Linked DNA regions of Mus musculus: all the other regions are linked to region 1. Evidence: chromatin loops called from intact Hi-C (ENCODE). Cell type or tissue: heart. All regions are shown on one strand. Region 1 has its middle 110 kb from the start of Gm33510. Region 2 overlaps Pde7b (phosphodiesterase 7B). Region 3 has its middle 110 kb from the start of Pde7b. Region 4 holds the start of Pde7b (phosphodiesterase 7B). Region 5 overlaps Pde7b (phosphodiesterase 7B).

Region 1 (5,000 bases):
CAACACTTCTAATCAATCCCACCAAAGCATCCTGGTGCATTATCACCACGATCTTTGACTTGTGTATTACAACAGTTTCTTTGTTAGACTCCTTTCTTCCATATTGACCTTAACATAGCTGCTGGAACGACCATGCTAAAATTAAACCATATCTCATTTAAAGACCCAAGTCAATTACAATAAATGTAATTTATTTAATTCTTACAGCAACTTAGAAAGCCCTCCAAGATCTGCTAGATCCATTGCCATCATCTGTAACTCACCATCCATTCCACTCCTCAAAGCCTTTGTGTTTGTGTCATCCTCTTGTCTGAATGCCATCTGACTTTTGTTCCTTTGTCAACCTTGAGTCTGAACTCTAATATTCCCTCACACTGAGTTCTTGCTAAGATACTTGATAGAGCACAAACCTTTATCTAACTTACTGTCTCCTTATGTTTTTTGACAATATATTACCATCCCATGTCTTATACAACCTCATACTCATTAAGAGGACTTATTTTCTTCACAAGAATCCAAGTTTCATGAAGACAAGACTCCTCATGCAGTCTTTCCTGTATTAGTGAATGGTGACTCTGTTTAAGCCAACCACCTGGGAGCTGTCATGATTCCCTTTCTGTATCTTAGGTCTTCAAGCTACAGAGAGAGAGAGAGAGAGAGAGAGGGGGGGGTATGCACGGCAGTCCTAGAACCTGGATATTTTACCTGCGCATGCGCACGGCTCTTACCCACGTACCCACGTTCAGGCTAAGATGATCTCTCGGCAGTGCAGTGGGACCCTACGCTTTTGCTCACGATCCACAGAAGTCTGTCTGCTATTGAAACCATCTGAGAGGACCGCCCTTCCTGGAAACAAGTTCTACTCTTCCTATTCAGGTCCTTGGCATTCCTCCACGAAGCCATTCCCTCAGTCTCTCTGTTCACTCTCATAAATCACCCATCTCCCTTTCCTAGTCTTTCAGTATGGAGGCATGGACCCGAAATGCACACGTGACCGGCTTCTTGCCCACATTCAGATTTCTACTCCAAGTCTCTTTATCAGAGAGCTTCTCCGACCATCACAGCCAAAATAGCAAAGTGTGAACTCCACGGACAATCACACACGCTGCTCTAGCTTCTGCCGCACTTTATTCTAAAGCCTTTCTTACAACCTGACATCACGTGTTTACTTATCTTTAGGTTGGTTTTGTTTGTTTGTTTTTAAATTTAAAATCTCACTTAGTAGCCCAGGGTGAGCTTGATCCTGCCTCAGCCTCCCAAGTCCTAGGATGACAAATGTGTTCTATCATACAGGATTTTAATTTATTTTTAATCACATCTCTTCACCCTCAAAATGTAAAGTCTGTGTAAGAAAAATACTCTATTTACTATTGCGTCCTCATTGCTAGGATTAGAGTCTTTAATTCCCAGGGTTTCCTAAGATCACGGGTGTAAATAAATAACTAGTTTCTCATTTATATATATATATATACAGAGAGAGAGAGAGAGAGAGAGAGAGAGACTTGGGACTTTCCAATGTTGTGTCTCTCTCAAACATTTTCTTTACCCTATCTAAGGAGACATTTGATTGCATAATCTGAGTCACATACTCCTGTTATAGGTCTGTCATTGCTGTGGGATTAACAGGACAGGACAGGAAACCTAAAAGAGAGAGGAGGAAAAGAAAAATAGGTTTTCCTTATAGAATCAGGGGTGGGAATGGAGTGGGGCGGACTCGGGGGAAGCAGAAACAACAGATGGGAACTGCAGAGATTTTCAAGAGTGGGAAGGAAAATACAGGGATTAGCTGGGGCCCCTGGCAGAGGGACCGTCCCTAAATAGCTGTACCTCAGTACACTCTGGGAGAGGAAGCAGTTAGCTCAGGCAAGCCTGCATGGATGCACTGTGTCTTGCCTCTTAAGTGACTTTTGTGGGGAGTGAGCAGGGATCGCCCTGTTTTAATAATCCTGAGAAGCTGAGGGAAGGAGGGAGAAGCCAGAGCCACGTGGATTTCCTTTTTCCCTGCACCTCCTAAGGTGCTCCAGCCCATTTGCACAGTTCTGTATAGGTTGCTCTAGGGATATGTTAACAATTAGTTTTCTAGTTAAAGATAAAAATCAGTAAGTCAGAAATAAGCAACAAGCTGTCACGTGGCACGTGCACATCAACTCACACACAGCAACATGGGAAGCTTGCTACCATCGCTTGGCTCAGCCTGTCTTGTCTTGTTTTTGTGTTTGTTTGTTTGTTTGTTTTTTTTATCATTTTCAAACACCTAACTCGACAGAATGAAAACTCTTAAACCATTGCTTCGGATTGTAGTAAAATGTTTCCTGGGTTCTCCCGAGAGTGGGGCACCTCAGCTAATCACAGGCGCGCACACACACTCTTCCCATAGTACAGTACTTTAAAATTAATAGCACATGCTGAGGAAAAACTAAACCCTTTGACGTCACTCTCGAAATGAGGAAACATAAACAGAAAAGGCTCCACTCCAGTAAGCTGCTGGCGCAGAAGCCGATTGGTCTCCGGTTTTCCCTGCCTGTGGCAACTGACAGGCTCAGCCAGCCTCCCAGGCCGGCTGCCTGCTCACCCAGCCAGTCGCTAGCTCTGGGCACTGCAGCAGGCTCGGCTCTGTCCCAGCGCTCGCTTGCTTGCTCGCTCGCTCGGCTGGGAGAAAAGTGGTGTCCTCGCCCAGAGAGCCTCTCTCTCCCTTCCTTCTTTCTCGAGCTCTCTGAGTCCTTTGGCGTTTCTTTCTTTCTTTCCTTTTTTTTTTTTTTTTAATATTTTCTTTTTCTTTCTATAAAACTTGCATAATTATACTGCTAATCCTGGATGAGGTTGCTGGATTCTGCAGCACAAATCTTCATGAACAAGCCGCACCGCTCAGAGATTTCACAGCATTCAAAGGTCACAGAACTGCCACTATGGTTAAATGTCTTGTTTAATGGTTGAGGTATGTACAACAAATTTAAGCGGCAAGTTCATTTTACTTGAGAGTTCCGAGTCGCAGGGAGACAGGCGCCAGGGTTTTTGTTTTTATTGAAAATGGACCCGGACCTATATATACGTATATATATGTATTTTTGTCTGTGATTGTTCCTACAGCAACCAGCTTTTGAATTTCCTTCCTTTTTCTAAGCAAACTGACTAAGCGTTGTGCCCTGAATTAACTCTTCGAGGGCAACAGGGTTTAGCAGGAGAGTGGGCATTCTCTGAACTTTGAGCCCTCGTAGAAACCCTCCACCCCACCCCACCCCCCACGTCTTTAAATGAGTGCAGTATTTCTTCTCCATTATAAATTTTAGAATTGGGTCATTTTTCAGTTCTGGTAGGACGGGGCAGGAAAATGTTGGTGAAGGGTTGTGAACCACTGGAGGAGAAAATCAGGTTGATTTGTTGATTTGCTTTCTCTTGGGTTTGTTGGTTGGTCGGGAGCAGACCTCAAAATGAGGAAAGTAGAGCTGACAACACAAGGGAACAGCTGGCAGTGAGAGAGAACAGAGGCGATGGGTAGAGGGCTGGGGGGGGGGGGTGAGAAAAATCTGCTTTATTATCTTGCTGCATTTTATAAAAAGTCTATTTTCAATCTCAAAGTTAACAGGAGAGATGTAGATTTGAGTTATGTGGGCAATGATGTAAGTCTTACTGTTTACAAAGGAAAAGAAAAGTTTATCATCACTGCAAGATTAAGTAATTATCTTTTCCTGAAGGGTTTGAAAGCAGAGTCAGATATTTAATTAGGGACTTAAGTGATGGAGTCTGGGGACTAATTAATCATCCAAAAATTCAGCTCTTCGTGTGCTCTGGCCAGAGAGCATTGCAAGAGAGGAAACAAGGCAGGCACATATACCCATGCACAGTAAACTGCCTAGCTCACTAGCTGCTGCAGAAGGCACAGCTGAACACAGAGCTAAGGGTTTCAGCCACGCATTATTCTGTGTCTAAGGGGACCTTGCTGGGAACCTTCCCTGTCTGACAGTCAATTTTTATAAAAGCAATTCAAATAGCACACAGTTACCATAGGCTTCCTTATCTGAGAGTTATGCAATAACAGATGAGACAGAATTATTCGAAACCATTCCCCCCTGCTCCACAGTTTCTAACTTGTTCTCCTTAAAGTTTCTATTCTCAACACTGAGAACTAGAAATCTGTGAAACTGGGTCAGTATCAGTAGCCCTGAGAACACAGGCATAAACGCTGCATTCTCAAGGGTTAACAGTTAACTGCCTAGTGTACCTAGCTAAGAACAGCGAAAATATTAGCTGGGAGTTGCAGAGGGTGTGCTGTGAATGGACAATTGCTTTTCCGCAGCGCCTGCTGGGGAACAAGGACTTTGTGTGTCATGAATGCACGACTGCAGCTCCTCCATTTCCTCTGCTTTATCTTTTATTACTGGCTGGGGTAACAAAGAGGTGCCAGTGGAGCTGTCTTGAGTGACATTTGCTCCAGTAAAATGAAGTCCCTTTTTATTGCCAGTAGGAGCTCAAAGTTAACTAGCAACAACTCCCAAATCCAGATTCTCCTGACAAGGCTTTCTACCTGACTCTGAGCTGTCTGATTTCAGAGGCTCCACTCATCTGAGCATGTGCCAACGTCAGGGAAGAGTGTTACAGCAAAATGGTTTGGAGAAACTATTTTTTGAATGAAGCTACTTAGGACAAGGATGGAAAAATCCAAGATGTGTCAGAGACAGGCATCAGTTTAAAGAAAACAATGGCACCAGGACACCTTTTTAACACTGTCCACTGTGTTTGGCACAAAGCCACCCATTGTTGAAACTGAACAAAAACCCTAGCTAAAATGTTTGCCGAGAATTTGCCAAGCATACCTTGTAAGTGACCTAAAATAACTTTAAACCTGGAATTTTTAACTGTTTTGAGAAATGATTTTTGGTGTTAAATTCCAGATGAAAATGTAATCTAGAAGCTGTCAATGATCAAGACGAGGGCATCCCGATGTCAGATGGTGTTGTTCTCAGCCAAAAGAAGGGTGTAACACGCAAAACTAAACTGGTCAA
Region 2 (5,000 bases), 230 kb after region 1:
CACGTTTGAGGAATAAATATACAAACATCCTGTTGGTATATAGCACTCCCCAAAGTAAAACCAGATGCATAATCATACAGGATAAGAATATCATGGGTGCAGGTACCAGGGAAATAAAACCAGAGTTCGCTAAGCTCCTTGTACTAAGAGTTTGATTTAAACATCACACACACACACTCCACAGAGAATAGTGTATACCTAATTACCTTCCCCCTAAACAGTTATCTCAAAATATGCTTAGAAAATCTGTTTCATGAAGGAAAACATGTTTTGGAAATGCTGTTTGATCTCACACCGTTGAATATGTATGGCACATAAACGTTCTAAAAGACTTTTTAAAAAAAACCCGACATTTGGAAAAATGTTTGTTAAGCCTCCATGTTTCCCCAACACATTTGATTATAAGGACTTCTAACTTGTATAATGTTTAATTGTATATCAAAGACTAATGTCCTTGACTGTAAAGCACTGTCCTAGGCTTTTATGATAATATCAATATTATTTACTTTCAATACAAAGTACAAGATTCATTGGAATTTGTTATATATGTTTGACATTTGCGTGGCAATATTAATAAGAATGTTCCTAGTAATAAAGCTTTATTGCAAAATCCTTGGAAAAGCACTTAATCCATGTGAGTTCATTTGATTTCTACCTCCTATGAGGGACAAAGCGAATGTTATTGCTCCTACTGAACAAAACAGGAGATTTAATGAACCCCAGAATGCATAAGGTCACAGCTAATAAGCAGCCCTTTCAAGCTAGCTAAGCTATTTCCTTTGAGATAAAGTTTTGCATACTATGTTATCTCAGCCTTCTGTAACAGTGAATCTCAGCTCTCACTACAGGCCAAGGCATCTCTGAACAGGGAGTGTTCCCATCAGCTAAAGTCACAGACTGCAGGGCCAGTCCCTTTGGTTTCGCATCTGGCTTTATGCTTCCTACCCATGAGCAAAGAGATTTCCCATCCCCGTCTCTCACGGCATGGCCCTGATATTAGTACTTTTCTAAAGGAGTCATTGCGGAATTACATGAGCTCATTCATGGAAAACACTTCAAACCCTCCACGGCTCACAGCTGAAGGCTCTCTAAGTGATAGCTGTTACTATGGAAATAGCAGTTGCTGTGTTGAACAACAACATGTTGTTCTATAACGTGGATCTAATAGGATGGATGCCACCGCTTCCCTACCAAGTCCGGCTTTTTCCATCTGTTTCCTTTCTGAAAAACAAACACAACAAATGAACAACACTTGGAGCTTCAAAGAACCCCAAGTGCCACTGAGGTCTGGAATGCTGCGCCTCAGCTGCTCCCTGGTGCTGAGTGGGCACCAAGGCAGAATGTGGTGGCCTGATGTTCCTTCCTTCTCATGGTGCTACACTTGGTGTGGCAGTCTCCTAAGAAGGGGCCATCTCATGGGACCAAGAGTATTTCCTATCCGTGATCATCAACATCTTTTCTTGTAGTATTTTGGCAAGTTTGACCTTGTTCCCGGCCAGAATCAGGAAGTTCAGAAGCACACAAAAACAAACAAAGCATGAAATGGTTTTCTTTAATATGTCCAGTTTGTGATACTGGTTTGAGTTCTACATTACTAATAATATTAATCCTTTCCACCCAACAAAAATTCTTCTTGACAGAGATTTTCATTAGGCTAGTTTTTTTTTCTTGATGTATATCTAAGTTTTTGAAGTGATTAAATAAGTTAGTACTGTATTTTGCAAAATTTCACAGACATAATTATGACCTGGACTTTTCTATCTCAGAGCAGTTTTCCAATTATATTTTGTTATTCATAGAGAGTACCATTGTTCTTAAGGTCGGCATGATAGTTTTTGCTAAAGTGCTCATCATTTCAAGTTGTAACAGCTGGACAGATTACAAGCCAATGCTATATAGAGATGAAACTCTGCTCGTTAAAGATGACGTCATTCAGCTTCTCAGGACCAGCGAGATGGCTCATCAGATAAAGGCACAGACCATCTGTACTTGGTCCCACAGACTCACATGGAGAAAGAAAAACAAAGCCCCAAAGTTGTTGTCTGACCTCCCCGGTCATGCTGTCACTCACTCACACACACACACACACACACACACACACACACACACACACACACACTCACTCACATACACGTACAATACATGGATACACATACACATAGAGATAAAAATTCTTAATGTAAAAAGCCAACAATAAAAATTCAAAAGAAGAGGCCATGAGTTTGAAAAGGAGTGAAGAAGGATTCCATGGGAGGAGTGAGGGAAAAGGGAGAGAAGAGGGAAATGGTGTCATTAAGTTTTAATTTTTTAAAATTTAAAATAGTAACCCACTGGAGATCTGCATATCGCCCCTTGAGTATAGTCCTCCCAGTTCTCCAGTTTGATATGATGGCCACAGGAGCAAATCCAACCATTTTCCTACCTGCTCCTTTAGTTTAAATACATATTTTTAAAATAGCAAACAAAGTAACAGGTTTCATTATGACATTTTCATAAATAATTTCTACCTATTTTAAAATCATGTGTGCGTGCATGTGTGTCTGCACATACTCAGAGGACAGCCTCAGTTGTGAGCTCTTGCCCTCCTTGTCTGAGGCAGGCTCTTGTTCTCCTCTGTGTACACCAGGCTAGCTAGCCTAGGAGCTCTGGGAACTCTGTCAGTGTCTCACTTCTCACAGTAAGCACACTGGGACCAGACACATACACTATGCAGACCCACTCTGCATGGGTTCTCAGAATCTGAACTCGAGTCCCCCCACTCACCTCCCACCAAGCCATTTCCAGTCTGCCACCTATCATCTTGCCACATTGTCTCCTATGACAGAAGTTTACTCTCTGCCCCCTCCTGGTGGCTTCCTCCTACTTACTCATCCCTTGTGCTATAAGACAGTAATTGCTACTGAGTTACCTAAAGCTGCATTCTTGGCCCTCTTCCCCTCCTCCCCTTCCCCCTTCCCCTCCTCCCCCCTCCCTCTCCTCCTTCCCCTCCTCCCCTCCCCTCCTACTCCTCCTTCCCTCTGTGAACAACTTCATGTAGGCCTGTAACTTTATCTTTTTGCATTTACTTAAAATTATTTTATGATTTTTTAATTATGCTGTTGACTCTGTGGGTTTTTCCCAAATATCTTGCTTTAATTTTTCCATGGCTCTCTTTGATTTATGAAGTTATACCTCCGTCTGAAACAGTCTCTCTGAACCCACACTACTGCACATTTTCCTCTGAAGTCGCAGTAGTGTGTCCAGAGCAGCCAAAGTCGAGTGAGTGAAATGAGGTCCCTAGAGCATTGCCTTTTTCTGTGATAACACAGTCATCCACTGTGCAAGCCAAAACTTAAGAGTCATCTTCAATATTTCCCTCTCCCTTCGACCTACCGAGCCGTTCCTCATAGCATTGTGTCTGTTTCTCTACTGACATCTCTAACTGGCCTCGGGCTCTCTACCGTCTTCTCTCACCTGGCCTACTGCAGCTCCCCTCCAGAAAAGGGAAGTCCTTATATATGTCTTAACATGGAATTAATTAGCTTTTGTTGCACTAGCCAAAGTTGCAGTGCTGGGTTTCTGAATAGGACGCACTGTCCTCTTAAGGAGGTTAAGCGCCCTAGCTCCATAGCCTAAGGCTACCTGGGGACTCCTTACCACTACACCCATTCAGCACAGTTATCAGCTAGCATCAACACCACTTACATCAAGTGAGATTTATAAAATGAAGGACAAGAACTAACTGCTTTTTGGCAATTCTCTTTTTCTGTGATTGGCACAACCATTTAATTATGCAGTATAGAGATATTGATGCATATATATATATATGTATATATGTATGTATATATGTGTGTATATATGTATGTATATATGTGTGTATATATGTATGAGAGAGAGGCATTATCCTGGAGCCTGCTCTCTCTAATTCGCTTACTTGTTTCCTCATTATCCTCTTTCTTGGCCTCTTTTGTCTCTCTCCTCCTCTATGTCTTCTCTGGTAGGTTTTTGGGTTTTTTGGGTTTTTGGGTTTTTTGGTTTGGTTTTGTTTTGTTTTGTTTTTTCCAGGAAGCTACCATGATCATTTCTGAAAGTGACACTTCTGATTTCAGTTGTTTACCTGTATTCACAGAAATCTTGCTTATCTGAGTAAGGTTCAAATAATACTTCCACCCATTGTCTCCCTTTTAAATGCAATATTTCTGCTTAACCTAAACATTAACTATCAACAATGCCATGTGACTTTTCTCTTTTAATTCAGATGGAAAATGGTGGAGAACTGTTTTAAACTGGAGTATTTGTGACATGTACTTTTATACAGTTTCATAAAGTTTCACAATGCCACTGAGAGAGGAACCTGGCCCAAATAGTCTGGGAAAATCGTGAGACTCTCTCTGATTGACACTGTATCTGCTCCTTGGCCTGATTCTCTTCCCAGCTGTCAATAATCTGAGAGCCAAGAAGCTAACTTACATAGCTGTGTCTCCACTTTCCCTCCTACTTTCAAACATTCGGTTTAATGTTTAATATTTAATGATCACTTGTGGAAATGAACCAAATTAGACTAGAATCCCCTCCAAGTCTGGTTAAGAACTGGCTGTCTGATACTCAACCCTTAAAAGCAGTACTTAGCTGCAGATTGCAAGATAATGTAACCCACACTGTTTGGAGCTCAGGGCTCTTGAGCCAAGGGCTGGGACACACAAGCCGTAGACTTCTGCTACTGCCATCTCACTTCACCTAACCAGGTATGTCCAGCAAAGAGGGAAGCAATACAGACAGGGAGATCAGGCCCAGATTGTTGCTCTGTATAGCATTCTGGGTAATTGAGAGTAGCGCACCAAGCTCTTAGGACTGCCTGGTGTAATACGACTCAGTCACTTACCAGCTCCTGGGGAGGTTGTTGTGGGAACCTCAGACTCAGATGTGTCAAGTCATCCAGACAGCTATTGGTAGCAGAAGGGAGCACCTCAGAATATAAGAATAGTGACCCCCTCCCCCCAAAACTAACTTTTTGGGTACAA
Region 3 (5,000 bases), 67 kb after region 1:
TTACTCTTCTTCTCTCTCTCCCTTCTCTCGCTCCTTCTGTCTTCCCACCTCTCTCTCCACTCCCTCTCTTCTCTCATTCCCTCTCTCCTCCTCCTCCCCCACACACTATAATAGTTATCAACTACTAGAAATTGTATCTTTCCTACTAGAACACAAAACTCATCCACTGTAAGAGTTTAAACATTTGATCACATTTATTTTCTTGCAATCTTTGCTTTTTCTTCCATCTACATACATGTACCTCTCTTTCTTTCTTGTTTTTTTAGACAAGCCTTTTGAATCCCAGGGTTTCTCTGACTCATCCTCGATTCTTTAGCACTTAGTCTTCTTCTGAGTTCATCTCCTTGATCCCAGTTTTCAGCTCCAAAGCTCACGTGACCACCTCCATACATGTGGACAATTTGCTTTCCAAATCCTGAGCAGCTTCACCTCCTGAAAGGCCAGGCCAGCTCTTTCTTGTCGTCTCTGTCGTGGGTTTTTCAGATGTTTCTCACCCCCATGCCCTCAGCAAGGCCTCACTAGTCTAAGGGTGTTTCAGAAGAAAGTTACCTTAATGTCAGCAATCAGAGTTAACTTATCAACCAAAAGAAAAATAACCACAACATACAAAGTTCTGGGCTCTTTTTAAATACCAATTTAGCCCAAGTCTGTGATTTGGGTAACTTTCCACTTCTTTTAAGAGCTAAACACAACCTAGTAAAGAGAGGTCTTTGAAGTGTGAGTTGGTTGACCATTTCTGGCATGGAGCATCCAACCCAGCTGAACACATCTTGGAACCCGCTCCAGCTCCATCAGCAAGTGCTGGGAGATGACGTCACTGTGGGATTTCAACCGAACTTTATGTTCTGGTAAACAGTGCAGTGCTGCAGTTACCACTGGTGAATTCTATTGCCCCTGGGAAGCACCAGGGAAGCTCCTTATTGATGCGCAGGCCTCATTTGAAGGATAGAATGGTGTGAGGCTGAGAGAGCCGAGCTGAGTGGCAGGTGCTGAGGAAGAAGATGAAAGTCGCTGTGTGTGGAGAGCCACGTTCTGGGTTAGTTCTGCTCCCCTGTGAGCAGGATGCTGGGCAACAAATGGGGTTCTTTGGGAAATAAGTTATTTGGGAAATAGTCTCCCATTTCAATGCTCCTGTGCAAATAATCCCATATTAGAGATAACATAGGTTAGTTTGACTTAAATCCCTTTCCTTGGATCAATAACGCATTGAGGAGGCTGTAGCTATCATCTCCAAGGCAACAGCCACTCCCAGTGAAACGATAGTAAGGAAAGAATCCAGCAGATAGTTATGCAAGCTTTACCCTAAATAAAAAACCAAGAGAACATTGCTTGTCACCAAACTAGAAATAGAAATGCTAGAGTTCTTATAGAAATAAATGCACGAAAAATCCCCCTGCTTATCAAGCTGTCTCCACGGTATGTTTCCTCAAATTAGAATGTTCATAGCCAAATGCATCCCACCATCTGGGCAACCTAAGATGCTTCCCGCCCCCCTTCATTCCCTCTCCCATGTGTGTGTGTGTGTGTGTGTATGTGTGTGTGTGTGTGTGTGTGTATGTATGTCTGTCTGTGTCTGTCCGCGCCCGTGTGCATGTATTTAGCACTTCAGGGATCACTACGAAGTTGTTTATAAAACAGTTTTTTGTTTTGGTTTGTTTTGTTTTGTTTTAAGAAACAAAACCAATTTGGTGATGAATATAAATAAATAAAAATTATCTCACAATACCATTCAAATTCTTCAAAGAAAGCTAAACCAGGTTTCAAAATAAAAAGTTACACTGGTGGGTGGGGTAACTTGTGAGTGTATCACAATTCAGAGGAACAGTGCCAGATCCCAACAGCCTGCTCCTTTAGTCTCTTCCCAACTTGTATATCTTCCTGCAAAAACAACAACAACAACGAACCCCACGACTTTTTAAATTGTGAATTTTATTTGCTGAGTGAGACAGAGTGCCACACACCTGAAGTGATCTCAGAACTCAGACCCAGGGTGGTTTCTCTTCCTCGGCGGCTCCTCCTTTCTTTGTAAGGTAACTCTTGCAAGCCGTCCTTCCTGACTCACACTCACTCTGACTCCAGTCGCCTTGTCCTCTCAGACTGCCTGCTTCTCTCACAAGTCTAGTGTCTCATAGAAGGCTTGGGGTAATGCAAGAGCTTGTTCCTTTACTGAAGTCCCTGAGGGGCGCATGTATCCCGAGGGACAGAGGGACAGAGGGACAGAGGGACAGAGGGACAGAGGGACAGAGGATGATTTGAGATGCAAGGTTCAGAATTGAAACTGCAGCTTCCTTGGCCCTTACAAAGCCAGGTCACAGCTGCCTGGCTTCCTAATTTGGTTTGGCGTCCTGCGAATTCCCAAGCAGACGAATCATCCTCCGATTCATGTGTAAGGACAGAAACGCTTCTGAAAAGCAGCCAGGTTGACTCCATGTGAGACTTTTAACGCCCTTGTCACCCACGAGCACTGATAGATGATTGCCACCTGGAGGAGGAGTATATGGGAGCTCTCTGCCTCTGTCTCTCTTTCCCTTCCCAGCCCTGCATTCAGGTATGTGTGCACCTATGTCGGGCCTACATCAGACCACGGCTCTATGTTTTTCTTCTTATCTGGTAAACTCACAGGAAAATCATAAATACTTTACTTTATAAAATTTGATGAGGCAGAAAAAAACCCTTCCCTGTTGGTCATCAAATTACGACACGGCATGATTTTACAGTTTGTTCCATCTTAGGATTCGGCTGTGTTCTATCTCCCTGTGATTTCCCAGAGCCAACCACTTGAGGATTTTTGGCTGTTTGCCACTAGCCAGGCACAGATGCTTTTAATAAAGGGGGTTGGGGGGGGGTTAGCCACCTTCTGGAAACATCCCTGCTTTACAACATTCAAGAAATATCAATCCTCTTTTATTCACAAGAAGAAAAAAATTTAATAGCAAACATTGTGTATGTATCTGCTTTGTACCCCTCTCTGTGCTACATAAAATAGAATATTTCTCATGTTAGAAAGTCTACCACGAGTCTAATTCTACAGTTAGTCCAGGGGGTCCCAAGAACATGTGTGCCCCACACCAAGAAGCCATATTGATGTGTAGTAATTTATAAAAATCAAATTAAAGAATAAAAATTAACAATGAGTTGTCTGGAGATCTTTGTATAAAGGTCACGTTATGGGTAATTTGAAAGTATATTAAATAAATATTTGGTAACTTTACTATGTATGAAATAATATGTGATTTTAATATGTGATTAGGAAGGTACCCCCATAACTAGGGGGGAAGTGGATCATGAATATATGGTATAGAAAATTGATTAGAGTAATTACAAGTTATTCTGACCTTAGGGTAAGAAAGTATATTAAAAGCAATTTTATACTAAGAACCATAGAAAATAGAAAGAAATGTTCTGGTTGCCAATTAAAAGATGAATTTGTAAGCATAAAAGTCATGAATGAAATAACAAATGTCAGAATCAACAACATAAGACTATACATGGTTCATAGAAATATTGTAAAATTATAATGTAAATGGAACTCAATAAAATATTAGCAAAATAGGACAATAAATTAATATCCATAGTAATCAAAGCTATTCATTTATTTATTTATTGTTTTTTCACATTTTAATACATTTTATTAGATATTTTCTTCATTTACATTTCAAATGTTATCTCCAAAGTCCCCTATACCCTCCCCCTGCCCTGCTCCCCAACTCACCCACTCCCGCTTCCCAGCCCTGGCATTTCCCTGTACTGGGGCATATGACCTTCACAAGACCAAGGGGCCTTTCCTCCCATTGATGGCCAACTAGGCCATCCTCTGCTACATATGCAACTAGAGACATAGCTCTGGGGGGTACTGGTTAGTTCATATTGTTGTTCCTCCTATAGGGTTGCCAACACCTTTAGTTCCTTCGTTACTTTCTCTAGCTCCTTCTTTAGGGGCCCTGTGTTCCATCCAATAGGTAACTGAGTATCCACTTCTGTATTTGCCAGGCACTAACATAGCCTCACCACAGAGAGCTATATCAGGAACCTGTCAGCAAAATCTTGCTGGCATATGTAATAGTGTCTGGGTTTGGTGGTTATATATGGGATGGATCCCCAGATGGGGCAGTCTCTGAATGGTCCTTTCTTCTGTCTCAGCTCTGAACTTTGTCTCTGTCACTCCTTCCATGGGTATTTAGTGCCTCATTCTAAGAAAGAGCAAAGTATCCACATTTTGGTCTTCCTTCTTGAGTTTCATGTGTTTTGTAAATTGTATCTTGGGTAGTCTAAGTTTCTGGGCTACTATCCACTTATCAGTATCAGAGATATTTATAATTCATCTAACTTTACTAACCCCACAACAGACACATAACAATGTGCTGGTCAAAGTGCACAGGAAGTAACAGACAAAAGCATCTATCAAATTACATCAGTAAGTTAAGAAAGCTAGTAAAAATAAGTGTTCTTATTTACCAAGTCCACAAATGTTTTCAATTAAATGACAATTAGCAATACAAAGGTATCCAAGCAATCTCATTCAACTGTGGTCAAAACTGGGGCACATTTTCTGAACGTGTGTTTGACAGCAAGCTTTAAGAAAGAAGTTGAGGTACTTTCTTTGCATCCAATGACAGCAGGCTTTAAGAAGAGTTAGCTACTATCTTTGCATCCAATTACTCCAGCTCAGGAAAGCGTAGCAAGCTTTGCAAAAAACTATGTTAAAAAAATATATATTCACTTCAACAGTCACGTATGCTTAGCACATGAATTAACCTTGAGTCTCTGACTTCCTCACCCTCCACTGCATCTCTGATGAAGGCTGAGTGGCCTTTGCCTGCCTGCCCAGCCATGCACGTTAGACCAGCTTTATGATACAAGGCATGAACTCCCCCCTGTGGAATGAGCTTCCAAAAAAGAGAGAAGATGATTATCCCCATAACAGTCACATCACTGGGACATTTACACCACCCTTCTAAAACCCAGAAATCATGGAAAAGAAGAGAAGGAAATGATGTGAC
Region 4 (5,000 bases), 180 kb after region 1:
ACTTAGGAAACCCTTCAAGTCAGGGAGGATTGTGACTGAGGAATGAGGTTAAGACATTATTTAGGAAGTGTGGCGCGGAGTGTGACAGCCATCTAGATGTGCTTGTTACATAGAAGTCTCTGATTCCTGCGGTGCTTGACGCCCTGAGTCTAATGGAAGAGCTGTCAAACTGCAGACACATCCAATTGCTTTATAAATGCTTTTATCTCAACAGAGGGAGTTAAAGAAAGACATCTGTCAGATAGAGTGGATCACTGATTTCTGCCTATTGGGTTGTATGAATATGTCGTTGTTATAGAAAAGCTGCAATATTTTAATATAAAATTCTCAGAAAAGTAGTCACTCATATAGATAGATAGATAGAGAGAAAGAGAGGGAGAGGGGAGGAGAGGGAGAGAGAGAAAGAGAGAGAGAGAGAGAGGTATTGACCTTTTTCATCTACTAGGAAAGAAAGCAAGTTCACAATATACTTTTTTATCCATAAGAAAAGAGAAGAGAAAAAAATAATTCATTATTAAAAATCAAACTTATTAACTAAGCATAGTTTTAGAAGAGTAACAAAGAAAAAATGTGATGGGCTTTACTGCTTTCAACTTTGAAAACAGAGTACACAAGGAAGGCAGAACAGTGAGAATAAAACAGCCTGAGATGGCCCCAAATCTCCTCCATGCTCCCCTAAAGAAACATCAAAGGATCGTGTGATCAACCAGCCATAGGAATGTAGAGCGGGAGCAACAACTTGTACATCAGCAAAAATAAAGAGCCAAGCAAAACAAAGGCCTTTGCAACACAGAGACACTGAGCCTGGAGGAAGACAGGATTGTTACAATGTCTTTCAAGAAAACAGGGCCTTTCTGAGTGAATGTACAAGTTCAAATTGTTCCTACAAACCCAATTTGCTGGCAAAAACGCCAAGCCAATACCACCCCACTTTCCTTTATGTCCAAGGCCTTTCACATAAGCGACAGGGGGCATCTCTGTTGCCGTGTTGGCTCTGACTTCCAGGGTCAGCGCCTTCATCTCTGAACCTCAGGAAACAAGAGGCCTGGCCCACAGTTGTCCTCAATTCTCCGCTCTGGGGTGGGGAACGCAGTAGTCAGTGGCCCAGATATTAAGCCCACAGTGTGGTCTCTTTGAAAAGAACCAGCCACACTTTCTTTTTCAGGCCATTTATGACCCCCTACTAACACCCTTTAAAATGATGACTGCCCTTTGAAAATGGGTTTTTAACCATCCCGATCCACGTGTCCAAGCTAAACAGACACCCTGTGCATATGCATAAGGACTCTGACACTTCCCTAATCCACTTCTTTCCAGTCAGCTTTGGAATGTGATTCAATGTTATTTCCTTCCAACTTGAAGGGCAGCTGAGGTTACAAAGGGATTTGACTAATGGACCAAAACCCGGTTAGTTTGCAGAGAACTTTGACAGTAGAGTGGGTGGGGTCTGGAAGGAGGAAGGAGAGTGTTTGAACTGTGGTCCTTGGGATCCAGCCACCCCCATCCTGTGCCGCACTGTGAACAGACAAGGCAGGCCCCCCACCAGGCCCTCCTGAGGGAAGGCTGCTGCGGAGGCACGCCAGAGCTCAGCTTCCCGGTTTTTTGCTCAAAGTTCCTTGTGATTTGCAAGACCAGAGTCTGGGAAGCTTCTAGGCTTCCTGTGCCATAGATTGACCCCTCACCTGACGCTTCCAGATAACTAGTCTGGGGGGGGGGGGCGCTCAAAGAGTCACGCAAAGCGGGGCCCCAAGTCTTTGCCTGAAGTCTTTCACTGCTAAGCCACTTGACAAACTTGACAAGCAGCAAAAAGAAAAAAGAAAAAAAAAGAAAAAAAAAAAGGGAAAAAAGCTCCCAGAAAACAAAACAAGAGGAAGAAGAGGGAAGGCGAAGGCTGAAGCCTCCTCCATGGCTTTCCCCACTCCCGCTGTCGTTCCAGCTGTAGCCTGGGATTAATTAAGTGCTGTGAATTCGGTGCCTGGGAGAGAAGAGGAAAATGCGCTGTATCTCTAAGGAAGGAAGGAGTCCAGAGACTCAGCAGTGAGGAACCTTAGGCGGTGCAGCGGTCTCGTCTCTCTCATCTCGTCGCCAGTGTTTTGTGCAGGGGCTGGGAAAGCCAGAAAGGCTGTGCCAGGCTGGAGGAGGCTTGTCTTTCCAAGGCTGGAGAGGATTTCACGCGGGTTTGCCTGCAGCTGCCCGGGAAGAAATTCCCCTCTGGTGGCAGCAGCAGCAGCAACAACAACAGCAGCAGCAGCAGGAACAGCAGCAGCAGCAGCGACGGCGGCAGCCCTACCTCTTCTTCTGGGGAACAGGGCAGAATGCCTGTGCTAGAGCGGTACTTCCACTCTGCAGAACTAGGCAGGAGGTGGACGGCCCCAGAAGCTGTGCTACCCTCTTCCCTCAGCAGCAGGCCGGGGTGCCAGCAGGGGCCGCTACCCTGGGACTTGCCAGAGATGATCAGGATGGTAAAGCTGGTTTGGAAGTCCAAAAGTGAGCTACAGGCAACCAAACCGAGAGGCATTCTGGAAAATGAAGATGCTTCCCACAGCTTCCCAGGTAAACTGACTGTGGAGTGCAGAAGGTAACCCGGACAGGTCTCATCACTCTGGGTCCAGTACTTGGGTCAAGGAAGGGAGGCAAGCTGTATGGACAGGGTTCAAGGGCTAACTTACAAATGTTTGTTCTGTTGTAAAAGCATCTCTATGTTGAGCGTGATAGATGCAGGAGTATTAGAATGGAAATCAACAAACTTAGAATACGGGTCAGTTTGCTGCAGGCTTGCCCTGCGGACTTAACCAGGTCAAACCTTCTGCGATTCGGACCCCAACAGCAGAGAGTGCAATCGGATTCTCTTTAATGTCCATCCTACTCCAATATTTCCTGTCCATAGTTAGCAGAGTCTCCAAAAGAGTAATTCCTTTAGGTTGCTATGTGCATGTCTTTAAGTAAAAAATGTATCCTCCAGTTTTCAACCATGCAACATGTGATGTGTATTGTGCTCCTAGAACTGAGTGTGGTCTGCAGGCTTTCTCAATCCTTGCAAGTTACTCAACTACTCTGCCTCAGTTTCCTCTTTGGGCAAGCGATGAATAATACCCCTACAGAGATGAAGAAAGCTCAGGTCATCCACAAGTGTGGTGATGATGAGTCAGAAGGGCTTTTTCATGTCATAAGAATGTGCTGTTTGGGATGGGACAGTCAGTTGGATCTTTCCTGTGTGTCTAATGGGGAGGGGAGCCAAGATACCGTTGGGGGCTCTTAAACTGCAAATGCCACAACTGGTGGCTGGGTGCTCCCTTCCTCTGGGGAATCTGTTGGTGAGTAAAAAGAAGTGGGTTCTTGGAGAAGTCATAGGAGTGTGTTTATGCCTTTTATGTCCCGGCCATCTCCGTGCAGCAGAATCCTGACATGCCATCGGCACTGAGCGATGGGACAGGCAGAAAGACAGACCAAAAATCATCTCCCTTTTTCTCACGGAAATGGGCTGAGAATAAAAATTCCCCTGGTTTTGTTTTAGATAACTTATTGCAGAGAGGTTTGTCGTTCGTTTTTCCATTAAGTTGCCAAATCAATCGTTGATAAAGAATATTATTAAAAAGTAATGCTCAGGGCGGGGGGGGGGGAGTCTGGGAGGAAGAAAAGAAACTAATGCTCTTTACTGAACGATGAGTATCTGGGCACTGAGGAAGGAAAAGTGAGGCAGTGGCCTGAGGTTGTGTGGCATCTGCAAGTGGGAAGCCAATGGAAGTGGGTCTTGGTCAGAAGAAATGAGGTAATGGGAAAGCCATTCATATGTCATGTAGCAGGGAAAGGGAGAGTGAAGCCACCTAGGCAGTGGATGCAAGCAAGGCACCACAGCTGTGCTAACCCTTGCTTCGTGTAGCTGACTGAGATGATTAAAGTTCGTATTTCAAATGACTCCCCTTCATAAACCGTCCACACTCGTCTCTTGCCAGCCTGTCTGTGAGGGAAAGTCGCACATAATTCTTTACATGTCATGTGGACTGATGCCTGACCCTGAGCCTCTCACACCTCCCCACTGGTTCCTCCCTTGCCCCTTGCCATCTCCTAACTCACACCACATCTGCTTCACCTGGCCTGCAATGAGACTGGCAGTTTAAATGCCTCCTCCGGGATGCCTGTTTGCCTCATCTGTTCCCCCCCACCACCCCCATTTCTCAGGGAAAGAAAAGTCTCACAATTTTTGATGTGAGCACAAAACCCTCTCACCCACCAGCTCAGGGCCAAGACGATGAACCTGGAGATGTGTGGCTTTGCCTTCTGAGTTGTCGCCTTCCTTCTGGCCCTCAGCCTGTCTTTGGCCACTGCCTGTGTCTTTTCTGCAAGCCACAAGTGCTCTTCAAAGGCATCATTCCCACTATTAGACCTAGGCAGTAATAGCCTGGGTTGTTTTCCATTGTATATGGGGTGGTGTGGGGGAGATGTGGGAGAAAGCACCAAAGTAAATCCAAACTACATGAATCCTCTTATATCACTTACCTCACAATCCTCAGTCAATGGAAACTTAACAACCTTATTAAGAAACTGTGCATCAAGTGGTGCCTGCCTCCAAATCTCACCCTGTGCTTCGAATGTCTTTCTTTGGCTCACCCAACTGAAAATGTTCTATTCAAACTGCAAAACCAAATTCAAGCATCCCTGCCCTCCATTCCCATCTTCCCAGAAAGCAACTGATAGGTCGCACGCAACATTTTTCCATGCTATTACTGAAAAAAAGGGAAGCTCAATATTATAAATTCTGTGTATATTTTTTGACTGCCTGTGGTAACAGATGATTAGACTTAAGTGTTTAAAAAACCATGAAATTGCAGAAATTCTGAACAGCATCAGTAATCACTTTATAGGACTCTAAAGACAAAAGCCACTGGCTCCTTCTCCCTTGTGAAGGGCACCAATATTTGTATTCATGTTTCTTTAGACAATACTAGAACTCTTTCCTTTATGGTGAAACAGCTGAGGTATTTTGTTAGGTAATAAAAGGG
Region 5 (5,000 bases), 320 kb after region 1:
TAGGATGTGAGGGCCACTATGCCCAGTTAGGACAAACATGACAGATATCATGCATCACATTAAACAAACAAAAAATATCCTTTAAGTTGAGGTTTCAGGTACAGGGTTGGGTGGAGAAAAATGGCAGCTTATGAATTAGGAAAACTGTGAGGTCAGGTATTCCTCCCCTCCAGTCCTCAACGCTTTAAAAAGGTTCTTTGTAAATATGGGTTGATATGTCCACAAGTAACCTAGTTTTCCAGAAGTTTTTATTAAACATCCACTCTATCTTTGTCTAATCCTCAGTAAAATGTATTTTTATATGAATAACTCTGCATGGTATGTTACAGTTGCCATCAAGAAATATGGCTGGTACCATTGTAAGACCCCAAATGCTAATCTGCAACATTCCCAGAGGAGAGACTGTTGAGTTTTCCTCTCTGTACTTTCTACATTGGTTAGTAGAATTCTTGAAGACAAGTGTTTCATACTTGTCTGGTGAGTAAGAGAAAGAATAAAGAACACCTCACAGAAAGACAGGTAATGGGACAGGCCTGTAATGGAGGGCTCATTGCTCTCCAAACTATGGTATCTCTGAGGCTCATGTGGCTTAGCTAAATTTTAATTAATTATAATGTAAAAAGAAATTAAAATTTTAGTTCCTAGTGTGTTGGACATGCTTCAGAGAGTCCCCAGAATAGAGTGTGTAGAAAACTTTTCTATCACTGAAAATGGCAATGGTACCTGCCACCAAGACTGACAACCCATGCTCAATCCCCAGATTTGACATGTTAAAAATAGTCTCCTCCTACTGATTGTCCCCTACCTACACACACACACACACACACACACACACACACACACACACACAAGAGAGAGAGAGAGAGAGAGAGAAAGAGAGAGAGAGAGAGAGAGAGAGAATAAATAGATGCAATTTTTAAAAGTTTGTCCCACTGTCAAGCATACCTACTCAAAGGAGCCACTGTTAGGGATTGTTGATGCCCTGTGGGTTTGTCTTTAGGCAGCTCTGTAAGCCAGTGGTCCTAAGGGGTTCATGAATATTCCAAGGGAAGCAACAGTAACCCCCAGAACGATTTCCTCCAACTGGATCATTAAAGTTTTTGATACACATTCTATGAACTCTTAAATTGCTATGTGTTTCTTGTTCTTCTTTCTTCTTAGGTGACCTTGAACAGAAGTTTGAACTGGAAATCAGTCCTCTTTGTAATCAACAGAAAGATTCAATCCCTAGCATACAAATTGGTGAGTTGAAATCTGGGTTTTGTTTTGTTTTGTTTTTTTAATAATCAGCTGAGCATCCTCTACAAAGAGTCTCAAAATAATAATAATAACGATAACAACAACACACAGCCTTCCAGAGATCTAAATGGCTGGGGCCAAACAAACACTTTAATCATGACCAACCTTTTAGAAAATTTTCATTTGAAAAATCAAAACAATTAAGGAATGGAGTTTGTTATAGATCTTTAACTAACTTAACACTAAGTTCCAGTGTCAACATTGTGATTTTAGAATAGAGTGAAAATCAAGAAAGATTTGGTAGTGCACCCTATAATCCAAGTACTTGGGGTGATGAGCTGCTAAGATCGTATATCCAAAGCCAGCATACACTTATGTAGCAAACTCAAAGCCAGATCGAGCTGCCTAATAAGATCCAGTATTGAAAGCCAAGAACTCAGAAGGTGGCTTAGAAGTACAGCACTTGCCTGCAGTATGCAAGGCCCTATATCCATCCCTAGAGCTACAAAAAGAACAGAATCCATGTGCTGGAGCCATGACTTGGTCAGTAAGTGTTTGCCAGGAAAACTCCAGGTTCAGGGAGAGACCTTGTCTTGAAGTACAAGGAGGACTGGGTGAGGAGATGGCTGCCAGTAACGTGCCTGCCTCACAACACACAAACATGAAGATCTTTGTGTCTAAGAAGTCAGGCCCAGAAGCCAGCACTGGGGAGTTCCAGAGGCAGCAGAATCCCTGACAGACATTCCCTGACCTGCTGTCCTAGCTGAATTAGTGACAAACCCTGTCTGTCAAAATGGTGACTGGGTAAATGGCTCAGTAGTGAAGAGCATGTAACTGCTCCTGCAGAGGACCAGAGTTTGGTTGTTAACACCCATGGCCTGTGTCTCACAACTGCCTCTGTGGGCACACACACCCACATGCCCATACCCACACACAGGTACACATACATATATAAAAATTAAAAGGAACTATTTTTTAAAAAAATAATTTTTAAAATAGGTAGAGTGTAATCTTGGGAAATCATCCAGTGTATCTCTGGCTTCCACACACACATGTGCACTCACACAGCCATACATGCACATGTATGCACATACAAACAACATACATGTACATATGCATGCACATACATATTCACACATGCATACACACACCAAACAGTAAACAATAGTGGTAAAGAGAGACTCAACTGAGAAAGACACCCATTATTGGCTTCTGGCTTCCCACTGCATGCACACATATGTGCATACCCACATACACATATTCAACCGCATGCACACACAGAAACATACCACACATACAAAAAAATAAACTCTAAGTCAAACTGAATTAGACATTCACAGCCTCTTCAGAGCTCAGAGGGTGGAAATCCAAATGAATCAGGCTTTAAGACCCTTCCCATGTGAGCTAAGTGCTTTAGCATCCTTCAGGGTGTGTCCTTAACCTTTATTCACAACAGTTAAATCCATGGCCTAGTCCCTAGGCCTGAAATCCTAGAGCCCTGCTGTCCCCTTGTGGCCAGATGACAGTGTTTCTCCACTCTCTACTTCAAACCACATTTCTGTCCTGAGCTCATGAAACCACACTCCCTTTCAAGTGTCAACCATGGCAAGCAGCCCAAGTGCGGTCTCATTGCATCCACAATAATTTTTGCTTTATCTAATCACATTACACATAAGGTCTTCATGCAAATCAAGTGGGCAAACTTTTACTTGCTTCACTTTAGTGAAGGAAATATTTTTGCTCTCCATCTTAAGACATGAATTCCGTCTACATATAAAGCTAGCCTTTCTTCTCCTGCAAGCACTTCTGTTAAAACCAAGCACAGCTAGGCCTCTTTTCCTCGATGAACTCCATCCTTGACATCTAGTCATTCGTGACTTTGCACAGACCCACCGCAGGCCATTTCATTCATAGGGTGGCAGGTCTCAAAGCTATTAAGCCTTGGCATTGGGAAGGAAAGGGGCATCTGCGAAGATGAGCTGAAAGTGAAGAGAGAGAGAGAGAGAGAGAGAGAGAGAGAGAGAGAGAGAGAGAGAGAGAGAGAGAGAGAGGGAGAGAGAGAGAGAGAGAGAGAGAGAGAGCATGTTAGAACCATTCTGCTGACAGCCATGGAGGGAGGCATCTAATCCACAGTCCCACAGAGAAAGCCTTAAGGTCAGGAACTAGCAACCATTCAGCCGCAGCTACAACCATCTTAATGGACTGCACACACACCAGATAGGTATGTTGGATTGGGTAGGTTAAAAATAATCCATATTTTTCCAAATCCCCTTCAATATTCTTATGCTGTGTTCATAATTAAACTGATTCACTCCCCAAATCCTTATGGGGTGAATTGGGAGGAGTGTTTAAAAAAATAGAACCCTTGGTGGGCATAATGGCACAGGCTTTTAATCCTAGCACTAGGAAGGGAGAGATAGGCAGATATCTGTAAGTTCAGTGCCAACCTGGTATACAAAGTAACTTCCAGGACAGGCAGAGTTACTAGTGAGACCATAACTGTCTTAGTTAGGGTTTTACTGCTGTGAACAGATACCATGACCAAGGCAAGTCTTAAAAAGGACAACATTTAATTAGGGCTGGCTTATAGGTTCAGAGGTTCAGTCTATTATCAAGGCAGGAGTATGGCAGCAACCGGGCAGGCATGGTACAGGCAGAGCTGAGAGTTCTACATCTTCATCTGGAGGCTGCTAGTGGAAGGCTGACTTCTAGGCAGCTAGGATGAGAGTCACAACCACAGTGACACACCTACTCCAACAAGGCCACACCTCCTAATGGTGCCACTCCCTGGTCCAAGCATATACAAACCATCACACTACTGAAGGAAGGAAGGAAGCAAGGAAGAAGGAAGGAAGGAAGGAAGGAAGGAAGGAAGGAAGGAAGGAAGGAAGGAAGGAAGGGAAAGAACAGAAACCAAGGCCCAGCACACGTCAGAGTCACTGGGGGGGGGGGAGATATAACAGCAGACATGCTACCTCAGCATCCATGGCTTCATGCTTCAGTTATGAAGTTTTATAGTGGGGTTCCTAATTCTGAGACTCCCTTTGTTAAACTCTAGATAGAAAGAATCTTGCCATGTTGCTGCTTACAACACTTTGAATCACGTTTCCAAAAAAAAAAAAAAAAAAACTTTACCCTATTAACCACCCAGCCTAGACAGGCACAGGGCTGATTTCAGAGTTCAGTCTTGTTGTCATGAGAACACATTTTGCCTCATTGTATGTCCTGGTTTTCAGCTTAGTGATATATGGTAGAAAGGGAACTTCCATGGCTACTACATCAGAATAACAGCAACAAGAAAGAGAAGATGATTATGAAACAACTCTTGGTCCCCCATTACACAGCTGCCAGCTCTTACAGGTTCAGATTGGCATGTGTAACAAGGTATATTAGACTAAATTAGAAAACCCTGAACAGGTAAGTCTAATGACCTACAAGCTCTAGCCACACACACACACACACACACACATTTCTCCACTGGGTCCTATACAATGTCGCTATTTTCATTTTCTCTCTTCTGAATCCCCTGACTAAATCATCTCCTCTCACCTTGTTGTCCTCTGTGTCTATTGTATTGACTGATGGAGAAGCCTGTTAGAACCTTTTCTTTTTCTTTAGTTTTGATAATTCTGTACATGTATGTAATGAAATATGATCATTTCTATTCCCTATTCCCCCTTCAACTCTCTCCATAGCTTCCCAACACACACACACACACACAACTTCATGTCTTTTATTACTTTATGACCCAAGTCCAATTA

Evidence for each region. Peaks named below come from ENCODE experiments on the same cell type or tissue, not always from the same donor. Only the 100,000 strongest peaks of a DNase experiment are listed, where the experiment ranks them.
Region 2: it touches region 1 in a loop (2.9-fold over the local background); 2 of 42 quality-filtered maps call a loop at or near these places.
Region 3: it touches region 1 in a loop (2.0-fold over the local background); 5 of 42 quality-filtered maps call a loop at or near these places.
Region 4: it touches region 1 in a loop (2.3-fold over the local background); 4 of 42 quality-filtered maps call a loop at or near these places.
Region 5: a loop joins it to region 1, with 2.5 times the contacts of the local background. A loop is called at or near these places in 6 of 42 quality-filtered maps.

What each region holds. Positions count from the first base shown.
Region 1 is chr10:20,722,611-20,727,610 of GRCm38, reverse strand. It overlaps a transcript of Pde7b not described here. Among named protein-coding and RNA genes, the nearest start is that of Gm33510, 110 kb to the left of the region's middle. In heart, CTCF peaks have their summits at 2,543 and 4,540; a DNase peak (open chromatin) is centred at 2,550; H3K4me3 peaks cover 2,414 bases; H3K27ac peaks cover 2,729 bases.
Region 2 is chr10:20,488,811-20,493,810 of GRCm38, reverse strand. The region is part of intron 1 of Pde7b (phosphodiesterase 7B); the gene reads left to right. Among named protein-coding and RNA genes, the nearest start is that of Pde7b, 57 kb to the left of the region's middle. In heart, a CTCF peak has its summit at 2,846 (motif pointing left); DNase peaks (open chromatin) are centred at 1,010, 1,420 and 3,300; H3K27ac peaks cover 1,201 bases.
Region 3 is chr10:20,655,300-20,660,299 of GRCm38, reverse strand. It overlaps a transcript of Pde7b not described here. Among named protein-coding and RNA genes, the nearest start is that of Pde7b, 110 kb to the right of the region's middle. In heart, a CTCF peak has its summit at 2,790; a DNase peak (open chromatin) is centred at 809; H3K27ac peaks cover 749 bases.
Region 4 is chr10:20,545,444-20,550,443 of GRCm38, reverse strand. Pde7b (phosphodiesterase 7B) reads left to right here and starts at 2,116. Exons shown (of 12, transcript NM_001347366.1): 1 at 2,116-2,553. The coding sequence starts at 2,316. In heart, CTCF peaks have their summits at 2,190 and 2,398 (motif pointing right); DNase peaks (open chromatin) are centred at 1,113, 1,503 and 2,163; H3K4me3 peaks cover 1,451 bases; H3K27ac peaks cover 2,193 bases.
Region 5 is chr10:20,403,370-20,408,369 of GRCm38, reverse strand. Pde7b (phosphodiesterase 7B) reads left to right here. Exons shown (of 12, transcript NM_001347366.1): 11 at 1,162-1,242. Among named protein-coding and RNA genes, the nearest start is that of Mtfr2, 58 kb to the right of the region's middle. In heart, a CTCF peak has its summit at 2,757 (motif pointing left); no DNase peak of the experiment used is centred here.